Linked DNA regions of Homo sapiens: region 1 is linked to region 2. Evidence: chromatin contacts called from ENCODE Hi-C or POLR2A ChIA-PET data. All regions are on one chromosome and are shown on one strand. The core of a region is the stretch at or near the end of the contact, and the rest is flanking DNA. Distances in the headings are between cores, read along the strand shown.

The links. Hi-C counts contacts between places; a loop is a spot of excess contacts on that map. ChIA-PET counts read pairs that join two places held with the same protein, here RNA polymerase II (POLR2A). Pooled maps may share reads with other maps.
Region 1: a loop to region 2 is called in a pooled map, with 2.3 times the contacts of the local background. The contact joins two enhancer-like sites. A Hi-C loop is called at or near these places in 2 of 50 pooled maps. POLR2A ChIA-PET finds 5 or more read pairs at or near these places in 2 of 52 experiments (GM10248 and MCF 10A).

The regions. Positions count from the first base shown.
Region 1 is chr13:40,628,006-40,633,579 of GRCh38, reverse strand. All of the region lies in intron 1 of FOXO1 (forkhead box O1), which reads left to right. Among named protein-coding and RNA genes, the nearest start is that of FOXO1, 36 kb to the left of the region's middle. RefSeq lists an enhancer at 3,397-3,496. Within about 2 kb of position 3,404, at least 3 of the 41 ENCODE cell types and tissues checked have a DNase peak (open chromatin) inside an H3K27ac peak, as active enhancers do.
Region 2 is chr13:40,056,223-40,061,883 of GRCh38, reverse strand. No RefSeq gene overlaps it. Among named protein-coding and RNA genes, the nearest start is that of LINC00332, 120 kb to the left of the region's middle. RefSeq lists enhancers at 1,246-1,375, 2,622-2,811. Within about 2 kb of position 1,448, at least 8 of the 41 ENCODE cell types and tissues checked have a DNase peak (open chromatin) inside an H3K27ac peak, as active enhancers do.

The sequences.
Region 1 (5,574 bases), core at 2,155-4,654, 570 kb before region 2:
ATGGATTTGCCTGTTGTGAACATTTTGTATAAATGGTATCATTTTACAATATGTGATCTCCTTTGACTGGCTTCTTTGACTTAGCATAACATTTTCGAGGTTTATTCCCGTGGTAGCATGTATCAGTATCATTCCTTTTTATTACCAATTAATATGCCATTGTATGGAAATAGTATATTTTATCCATTTATCAGTTGATTTTAAATAATTTCAAAACCTCCCCACATTTCAAAATTATTGCTGTTATTAATAATGTTTTGATTATTCATGTATAGTTTTTTTATGTGCATATATGTATGTTTCATTTCTCTTGGTTTGGGTATATACCTAGGAATGAAATGGCTTGGGCCATAAGAACTGTTTGTTCGACCTTTTGAGGAACTGTCAAACTGCTGAAAAGTGGCTGCACCATTTTACATTCCTACCATGAAAGGTATGAGTATTCTCATCTCTCTACAACCTTGATGACACTTGTTATTGTCTTGTTTATTTTAGCCGTTCTAGTGGGTGTGAAGTGGTATCACTGTAATTTTGTTTTCCATTTTTCTGATGCTAAATAATGTTAAGCATCTTTTTATATGCTTATTGGCTATTTGTATATCTTCTTTGGAGAGATATCTACTCAGATCCTTCGCCCTTTTTTTTTCTTTTCCTTTTTTTTTTTTTTTGAGATGGAGTTTCACTCTTTTGCAATGGCACAACTTCAGCTCGGATTCAAGTGATTCTCCTGCCTCAGCCTCCCAAGTAGCTGGGATTACAGGCATGCACCACTATGCCCAGCTAATTTTTTTTTATTTTTAGTAGAGACAGGGTTTCACCATGTTGGCCAGGCTGGTCTTGAACTCCTGACATCAGGTAGTCTGCCTGCCTCAGCCTCCCAAAGTGCTGGGATTACAGGCATGAGCCACTGTGCCCGGCTCTTTTTTTTTCTTTTCTTTTTTTGAAATGGAGTCTTGCTCTGTCGCTCAGGCTGTAGTACAATGGCACTATCTCAGCTCACTGCAACCTCCGCCTCCCGGGCTCAAGAGATATTCGTGCCTCAGCCTCCCAAGTAGCTAGGATTACGGGTGCCCACCACCACCCCTGGCTAATTTTTGTGTTTTTAGTGGAGATGGGGTTTTGCCATGTTGTCCAGGCTGGTCTCGAACTCCGGGGCTCAAGTGGTCCCTTTGCCCATTGTTAAATTGTGTTATTTGTCCTTTTAGTACTGAGTTTTAAGAATTCTTCATATATTCTAGGTACTAATCCCTTATATATATGATTTACAAATAATTGCTCCCATTCTGTGGGGTTTTTGTGTTTTGTTTTTGAGACGGAGTCTCGCTGTGTCACCCAGGCTGGAGTGCAGTGGCGTGATACTGGCTCACTGCTACCTCTGCCTCCCAGGTTCAAGCTATTCTCCTGTCTCAGCCTCCTGAGTAGCTGGGACTACAGGCATGTGCCACCACACCTGGCTAATTTTTTGTATTTTTAGTAGAGATGGGGTTTCACTGTGTTAGCCAGGATGGTCTCCATCTCCTGACCTCGTGATCCACCTGCCATGGCCTCCCAAAGTGCTGGGATTACAGTCATGAGCCACCATGCCCTGCTGGGTTTTTTCATTTTTTTTGGAGGTAGTGTCCTATTTTTTTAAAATTTGTGGTAAAATATACATAAAATACACTATCTTAACCGTTTTAAAACGTACTGTTCCGTGACATTAAGTACTTTCATTTTGTTATGCCAACCCATTGTAATCACCATCCATCTTCAGAACTCTTTTCATCTTGCAAAACTGTAACTTTGTGTCTGTTAAACAATAACTTCGCATTTCCTCCTTCTTCAGGCTTTTGACAGCCACCATTCTACTTTCTGTCTCTATGAATTTGACTACTTTAGGTCCTTTATAGGAGTGGAATCCTATTTTGTGACTGGTTTATTTCACTTAGCACAATGTCTTCAAGGTCCATCCATGTTGTAACTTGTGTCCTACTCTATTCTATGTATATATCACATTTTGTTTATCCATTCATCCCTCAATGGACACCTTTTGGGTGTTGTGAATAGTACTGCTGTGAATATGGATGTACAAACGGTGGTGTCCTTTGAAGCAAAAATGTTCTTAATTTTGATGAAGTCCAAAGTATCTATTTTTTTTTCTTTTGTAGCTTGTGCTTTTGGTGTCATGTCTAAGAAACCATTGCCTAATCCAAGATCGGAAAGATTTATCCCTATGTTTTCTTCTAAGAGTTTAATGTATTAGTTCTTACATTTAGGTCTTTGATTCTTTTGAGTTGATTTTGGTATATGCCATGAGGTCACAGTCATAGTTTATGGAATGCGGCCCTAAACTTAAGCTCTAGTTGTTGGTCTGCTTTGGTTATGCTGAAAAGTTGCAGCATAAATACTTTTCGCAGGGATCCCTCCTCCACAATGCTGCCACTCCACCCTGCAGGACTCTAAGTCCAGCCTCTCTTGGCCCTGAATGATTGAGAACTCTGGAACAAAGACCTTGGCAATAATGTTTTTATATCCATTTCATTTTTCCTCATTGGTCATAACGGCTTTATTCTTTCTCACTTATCCACCCCACAACATAATTTATGTTAGGTGGAAAATTGCCCCTAACTTTAGTAAGCCTCTTTGGGGTGGGAAAATCCTCACCTGTATGGAGGCATTGCCCCTTGATTCTTGGTTTCTGAACCACATTCCTGCAGAGTGGTGCCCTGCGGGAATCTTGGTATTATACTTTAAGGCAACTTCCTTCCCATTTAAGAAATTAAAAAGATTTAGACAAAGAAAAATGACAGAGTGGTGTTGAGGAGTGGTGTTGGCAAAGCTTGTAGTCTTCACAGTATGGGAAGGGAAAAATAGTTTTAGGCTCTTTCCCTATTTGCCAGGCCAGTCATTAAGTGACAAGCTTTTCCTGGTTTTTCCTTTTTTTTTTTTGAGAAGTTTTGCTCCCACGCCCAGTCTGGAGTGCAGTGGCGCGATCTCGGCCCACCCCAACCTCCACCTCTTGGGTTCAAGCAATTATCCTGCCTCAGCCTTCCGAGTAGCTGGGATTACAGGCGCGCGCCACTGCACCTGGCTACATTTTTGTATTTTTAGTGGACACGGGGTTTCACCATGTTGGCCAGGCTGGTCTTCAACTCCTGACCTCAGGTAATCTGCCACCTTGGCCTCCCAGCATGCTAGGATTACAGGCGTGAGCTACTGCACCAGGCTGGTTTTTCCATGTTGACAAATGATTTTTGCTTTTCAGTGGGAACAAAAAGAAGAACAAAAGCAAACAGCCCCAGACTGTTTAGAAGGATCCCCTTGGCTTGCCCTGTGTGTAAACGACACCGAGATTTTCTGTATAATCAGAGATTCTCAAGAGTTTCAGTTCCCCTTGCTGTTTAAATTAGCAGGACTTGAATTCCTAGAACAAATATGCCTAGCATTGTGGCAGGACTGGAGTTCCTGGTTTAGCTACTTATATTTTAAACCTCCTTCCCTTATTTTTTGGACATAGAAAGGTAGAAGATATAATACTATCAATTTTTTTGAAGTGGTGGGCATTATTTTGTAAATTAAAAATGTTAGATGTAATGTAGTTAAAGGTTCTTATCACTTGACTGCTGAGCACAAGAAAAGCCCAAACCAGGCTACTTGTTGTAGGTCCTCTGGTTTCAGAATGATTTATGCTCACTTTACTAGCACATATTTAGTTGCCTTGAACCTTCTCAACTGTAGCTTCCTCTTACAGAACACAGTGCCCCACAAGGAGACTTTGAATCTGTGATCTCCTCCCAGGTTTTAGCCGAAGCCCACAACCCACTGAGCATGTGAAGCAAGGGCCATTGGTGGATGGGTCTTATGTCCATATGCAGGTTGAATATTCCTAATCTGAAAATCTAAAATCCTAAATGCTCCAAAATCTGAAACTTCTTGAGTGGCAACATGATGCTCAAAGGAAATGCTCAGTGGAGGGTTTTGGATTTTTGGATTAGGGATGCTTAACTGGTAAGTTTAATGCAAATGTTCCAAAATCTGAAAAAATCCAAAGTCCAAAATGCTTCTGGTTCCAATCATTTTGGATAAGGGATAGTCAGTCTGCACTTGATATACCTCTAGAGGCTGTGAAATCTTAGGCAGTTCAAAAGTCATGTTGTTTGGCTGGGTGCAGTGGCTCACGCCTGTAATCCCAGCACCTTGGGAGGCCGAGGCGGGCAGATCACCTGAGGTTGGGAGTTCGAGACCAGCCTGACCAACATGGAGAAACCCCATCTCTACTAAAAATACAAAATTAGCTGGGCGTGGTGGCGCATGCCTGTAATCCCAGCTACTCGGGAGGCTGAGGCAGGAGAATAGCTTGAACCCGGGAGGCGGAGGTTGCAGTGGGCCGAGATTGCACCACTGCACTCCAGCCTGGGCAACAAGAGTGAAACTCTGTCTGAAAAAAAAAAAAAAAGTCATGTTGTTTTAACTATTCATTGCCATTTGTTGGTTGGGCCTCTTCAACCATTGTGATCCAATCCTAGTTCAATCCCTTGTTGAATTCAAGTATTGAGGTCTTAGGATGAATGAACAAGGCTTTGGGCTGGCACATAAAGGTGGGACACCCACAGGTCCTGCTCTTTGGGAGTTTGGGTAAGTGTATTTTATTCCCGAGATGCACTTGTAAAAATATACATGGTAGGCCATAGGTGGTCTCACAGTTTGTCTGTAGTAGTACAGTTACTGTTTGATTCAGGGGAGTGAGAGGTGAGTCTGTTTCAGAGCAGGTGCCTGGGGGACAACCTGGAGAGGAAGGTTGAGCCTGCAGGGCTTTGGATGTGTGAAGGTAATGATTCCCAGTAGTGTTTTGTATTATTTCAAAGTACTTCTATACCATTGTTACCTCCCACCAGGTCTCATCTGCTTCTGTCAGTAGGTTGGCCATGTCCCCATTTCACAGATGAGGAAACTTGGCTTTGAGAGTGTGGCTTGGTGCAACTGAGATTTGGGTCTAGATCGTATGAGTCGATTCCACTATACATTTTCTAGGAAGTGGTAGTAGCGTGAACAAAAAAGCTGAAGAGGACGGACTCAGGTAGCATGGTGAGTTCTTTGGGACTGGGGAGGGGAAGGGTGAAAAGTGCAGAAAGGGATGAGGGGGTTGTACAGTGACAAGGTTTGTCCAGACAAGTTGCGAGAGTGCCCGGGAAGACTGAAACCCTCACGGGGTGTGTGTGTGTGTGTGTGTGTGTGTGTGTGTGTAAACAGCTCTTTTGAGGAATAGCTGATGTATAATCTGCACATATTTAGAATGTACAGTTTGGTAAGTTTTGACATGGGTATGCTTGTGAAACATCACCACGCTCGAGAACGAACATTATTCATCACCCTGAAAAGTTTACTCCTGCCCCCAAGAAGGGCTTTTTAAAAAAAATTTTTTATTTTGAAATTTTTTCAAGTGGTAAGTTTGAAGAATAAAAAAAAACTTTTATGTACCCGTTACCCAGATTCACCAGTTTTTGACATTTTGATAATTTGCTTGCATCCTTTATGTATGTATATATGTATACATGTGTATATGTCTGTATTTGTAGGTACATAGATTTGTGCACA
Region 2 (5,661 bases), core at 199-2,698:
GTGACTCTTTTGTAGACCAACTACGAACACAGATAAGCAGGGGCCTCTTGGCCCAGTACTCGGTGTCCATTGACACAGAATGTCCTTCACCCATATCTCTGAGTTTGCCCACATGCTTCCTTTAGAAGCAGTTGGGTCTAGCAGCCTTTCAGGGAATTATGAAAACTCTAAAAACCCACAGGAATTTTCCCAAGCCCTTACCACACATCCCACACTTGCCTGGGTCATCATGGTGACTCTGTTGCAAAGCCAGGGTGAAGCGTCTTCAACCTGAAGACATGTAGTCCAAGTGAAGACATGTAGTCTGAGTGCTTTGAGTCATACTTACATTGTTAATGATCGTTCTTGGACTTGAATTTTATTTTAGGGCCAGGATCACTTTTTCTAGGTGTCATAAATCCAAGCTAATATGCATATCAGTATGTACCAAATAGTACCAGCTTTGGCATCCAGCTATATGGTACTTTTGATGCTAGGGATGGCAGAGCTCAGCATGGGGGAGCTGTTCTTCTCCATCAGAACCCATGTGAGGGCATGTTACTCTGACGTATGGGATGATGTTCACCATGGTCAGTGTCTGTTGTGATTGTTTACAAAGACTTAGTCCTTGTCCTTTGCTTTCAGATCCCAGTGGAGGGCGCAGCTCATTCTAACAGAAGCCAGCTTTTTTTGGGAAGTTTTGACTGAACTTTAGGGAGTTGTGATTCTGAGAATGGTGTTTTCATACAGTAAAGAGTAACCGGTTTGCTGTCCTAACTAGAAATGGTATTTTTTTTTTCTGTGAGATAGTAGCTCCAAGAAATGGGATGAGACTGAATAGAAAAGCAAAGACCTGGCTTCTCTTCTTTGTTCTACACTTTTGAGCAAGTCCTTTTGCCTCCCAGACTCAGTTTCCCCATTGCTGTGGATATTGACATCAATGATTCCTACAGCCCACCCTGTCTCTTGCAAATGAATTGAATTAGTCTTTAATGCCCCAAATGGTTCAGTGGTAAGCACTGTAAATCTAAGTTAAAATTGCTGGTATTACACAAGGGAAATAAATGTTTCCAGCTCCAGGAAGATCAGCAGCTCACAGCTGTAGCTGGAAATGAGGACATACAGGCTGACAAACTGTAGACACGACCATCTCTTGGGTCTTCCGAAGGGAACCTGGGGAGAAAATGGCAGCCCCATCAGGTAACTGCATCAGTGTACCCTGAAGAGATGCTACCTTGATTTCCACACCAGCTGAGCACCTGAATAATTATATTTGAAGCAGCACAGGGCATAGAACAGATTTACTTAGCATCTGGGGAGCCAATTGCACCCAGGCCTGCCCAAACTGGTCTTTCTCATTGCAGGGTGTGGGAGAACATAGGGCTTTGTGGGTCCCTGGGGACCTGCCAGGCCCAAGGCTGTTGCTCAGCTGTGGGAGGCACGCCAGTTCTCAGGTCTGCTAATGAGTGGTGTGGTGTCTGGCAAGGAACTTGCCTGGAGTGAGTGTGACTAACCATGAATCTTTTCAATAATGCTGACAATTCATTCTCTTTTCTCTCCTTTACCCGCTCTCTTTGCTGGAGCTGGCTGAAATAGGAGCAAATTAGTCTCATTCTGGAAAAGGCAGGGCATGATAAAGGACCCCCTAAAAGGTTTCCAGAGCTCCGTGCCTGAATGTTTTGCAGTCCGTGTAATTATCTGACTTGGGTGAGTCGACAGGGTATTTTTTTTGTTGTTATTTTCTACACTCAATAGCAGGTGGCATCTGAAGAAGTGCCTTGTTACTGTTCCACTGGACTATTGAACAAATTTACATTTGACACCAGCAAAGGTAGTGTCATTATTATTCTATGTGTGTTCCAACCCGAACTGATGACCCTCCATTTCCTGTTCAAAGGCTATGTTTCTTTCAAGGGAAAGATAATGTTTCCACCCCTACATGGAAATGTGGTAGACCTTAAATGCCCTGGACTTCTAACCGGGGGTGGGAGCTGAAGAGGGAATGAACCTTTCCTCTTCTCCCTGCTGCCACCCGTTTTGTTGTTTGATTAAGTGTTCTCTGAGTGTCTAACACCTGAGCTGAACCTTGCATTCTCTCACTGGGAAGGTGTGTACCTGTGTGCTGCTGCGTGTCTCTTGGGAAAGTTGGTCATGCCATCTGTTGGTTAGTGAGTTGGAAGGCTTTCAGGTTCTGCTAATATTGGATCGAAACTTTTAGAAAGGAATAGAAGTTGTCTAATGAATGTGGTGTCATCATCATGGGTTAGACCTCTGAGTATGACTCAAACACACTTTCTTAATAACAGAGGAAAAGCATTTAATATTTGAAATACATGAGCAAGTGAAAGAAAAAGAAATACACGGAGAGTTGGAAAGTTTCAAACAGTTTTAACGTTCCTTATTCTCTAAAATAAACATACTGTCTAGCTCAAACCTGCTTTCCACCTTTTCGTATTTAGGCTTGTTTCTTCTTTCTTTCTTGGCCTTGTGGGACTACTATTAACTTCTAAAGAGGTTCAAAATGGTAACTGGAGGTATCAAAGCTATCTTTTCCAGATTAAAACTTGGGACATGTGTTCCAGCATGTGTCAGAATATTTTCAGGAATGATACGTGAATGTATTTAAAATTAGAGTTTTCTCTGACTATTCTGAACATAGAACTCCTTTCATTTTCTGACTACCTTGTATTCAGAGGCATCATAGATTACAGTTTCATGTAGGAGTTGCAACTGATGGCCCAAGGTCGGATCTCGGTTTTAGTCATGTTTTGTATAATGTACAAAATGTGCTGTTGTGTAATGTACAAAATGTACTGTTTCAAAAACCAGGAAATTTCACATAAACATCTAGATTTCTAACTTCTAAAAATTCTAAAATCTGGCAACACTGACTACAGAGGCCCAGAATGGTAATGCTATTAGAACTAAATGGCTGCTGCCTGTTCACAGGATGCTTTGCCACGTGCCTCACCACTGTCTAGTGCCTCATATTTAGCCTTCCTCACCTCTTTCCATTGTGTGTCTGGCCTCTGTAAGCATTTGAATTTGTGTTTGTTGATTTTGTCATACAGTCCACTTGTGGTTGAGGCTTCTGGCTACTCATCATCAGAGAAGGGATATGGCTTCTTGACTTTGGTTGAGTCAGGTCCCATCTCAGAGAGCTGGTCCTTAGTACAAAGTTGGTCATAAGCTGACATCTTATACCTCAGTTATTGAAAACCCCAATACCTCTGATATGTTCCATTTTTGCTTCTTTGATTAGAGTAGATCTCATCATTAATGGGTAGTTTGGTTTATTCCTTGGTATTGTGAAATGAGAGACATAAACATCTTGTATGTATTGTTTGCTACATGCTTGTTCATTGCATTTGGAACCAATTTTGTAACCACAATAACCATTTATAGAAGAGTAGATGGCCGGGTCAGGGGGTGAGAATGGGAAATAAGACAACTATTTGGCTTCTAGAGAATAAATTGATTGATTATGATATATTGAATAAATTAGTAATTCTTTTTTTTTTTTTTTTTGAGACAGAGTTTTGCTCTTGTTACCCAGGCTGCAGTGCAATGGCACGATCTCGTCTCACTGCAACCTCTGTCTCCCAGGTTCCAGCAATTCTCCTGCCTCAGCCTCCTGAGTAGCTGGGATTACAGGCATGCGCCACCACACCCAGCTAATTTTGCACTTTTAGTAGAGATGGGGTTTCTCCATGTTGGTCAGGCTGGTCTTGAACTCCCGACCTCAGGTGATCCACCTGCCTTGGCCTCCCAAAGTGCTGGGATTACAGGCATGAGCAACCACGCCTGGCCAAATTAGTAATTCTTACAATGTTTCACACTTGTTCAGTAAGGGAAAAGCATTACATCTATGGAGCTTTTTGAATTCTTTGACGTTGTCTTAAACAATGCTTCATAACTTCTCTTTGTCTGAGAATATTAATAAACTGTCTCTGTCATTTTCTTATAAAAACCTATAGATATAACTTAAATTTTTAACAAAATTCTTTTGGAAAATGAAAAGGTGATTGACATGTACATTCAGGCAGGTAAACAAGTATTACTGAAAATTATGGTGTCATTTAAGAGCCTTGTCAGACAGTAGGTCAGCAGGAGTGGAACTTTATTCATTCATTCATTCAGCAGATATTTACTAAGCACCCCACTCCAAGTGGAACCACATGAAATTGGAAATATCTATAAAGACAGAAATCTCCTGTGGTTCAATCTGAAGCCTGCTAGGTGCTATGTTAGGCACTGTGGATACAAGGAGAATAACAGGGATAGTCATGCTAACAAACAGTGCGATGAAGAGTTCTAAGTGCTGTGACAGATGCATAGAGGAATCCAGTGAGGACCTGGAGAAGCAGGTGCCAATTCTACTTAGGGGATAGGATTGGCAAACAGCTTCAAAACAAAGGGGATGCTCAAAATGAATCCTTGAAGAAAATGCTAATGATATTAAAATATTCTTGCCTGTGGTGAAGGCAGAGTGGGTGTGGGCATGGGTGGGGATGGAGATCAGCATACAAGCCCAAGGGAACAGTGAATAGACATAAAGGCATGCCACAAAATTCCTGGAGTTGTGAGTGCTTTGGGCATGTGGCAGGGCTAGACAAGTGGGCTTGGGGCCACAGAGACCACCTTGGGAGCTCCTCATTATTGTGTTAGAGAAGAAAAGCCATTAATGCATTTCCAGCAGGGATGGGGGCATGGTGAAACTCGCCTCTCAGGAAGGTTATTCTCTTTTCAGTATGGGACAGAAGCCAAGATGTAGGCCAGGAGAACTGCATGTATCACTGATTTGACCGGAACAAGAGCTTAGTGAGGTAGGTAAGTGAATGCCGGTTATTTTATGTCAGAAGATATTCTGGAAGAGATTCATAGATTATTCAAATGAAAGAGATTTCAGAGATATTTCATAATGGATATAGTAATCCCCTAGATTTATATGCAATATTTCCATGACCTAAAATCCATGGAAAATGCAGTCTTCTTTTTATAATTATTAATAACATTGGCTAATATAAATTAGGGGATACTACTACAGCATGTGTTCAGGGGTTCGTATTTATCTTATATTATGCTCATATAACTCTTATCAAGTAGGTATCATTACAATTCCCATATTTCAGAAGAGGAAACTGGAGCACAGAGAGGTTGAGTACTAGGCCAAAAATTACACAGCTCCTAAGTGTTGGAGGCAGGGTTCACGCTGAGTCCATGTTGCTCTAGTTGTGACATAGAAATGACAATAATAAGGACTTCTGACTCTTCAAATACTTCTAGAGATCCATAATCAACTAGGTTTCAGTCCCCAGGATGCAGTTTTCAGGTGCCAGTCTAGACCACTTGATGTTGAAGGGAATAGGAACCCACCCATGCATTTGCATGTGTGCTCACACAAACACTTGGAAATGGACTTACCCCATTCTGAATCCTGAATTTGTACATATCCAAGAATACAACAAAAAAGGCAATAAGATGTTCATATTGGTGATGTTTCTCAAGCAAGTTTCCTCTTAATGAAATAGAACTAGAATACTGCCATGACCTAAATTCCAGAGATTTTGCAGGCAACAGCCAGCTACCATTGATACAGTAATTGATTCTCCTTGGAAGAATGGCAATGGCAATTATTCATTGGCACAACCCTAGGGAACATAAAGGGAATGAAAAGAGAGA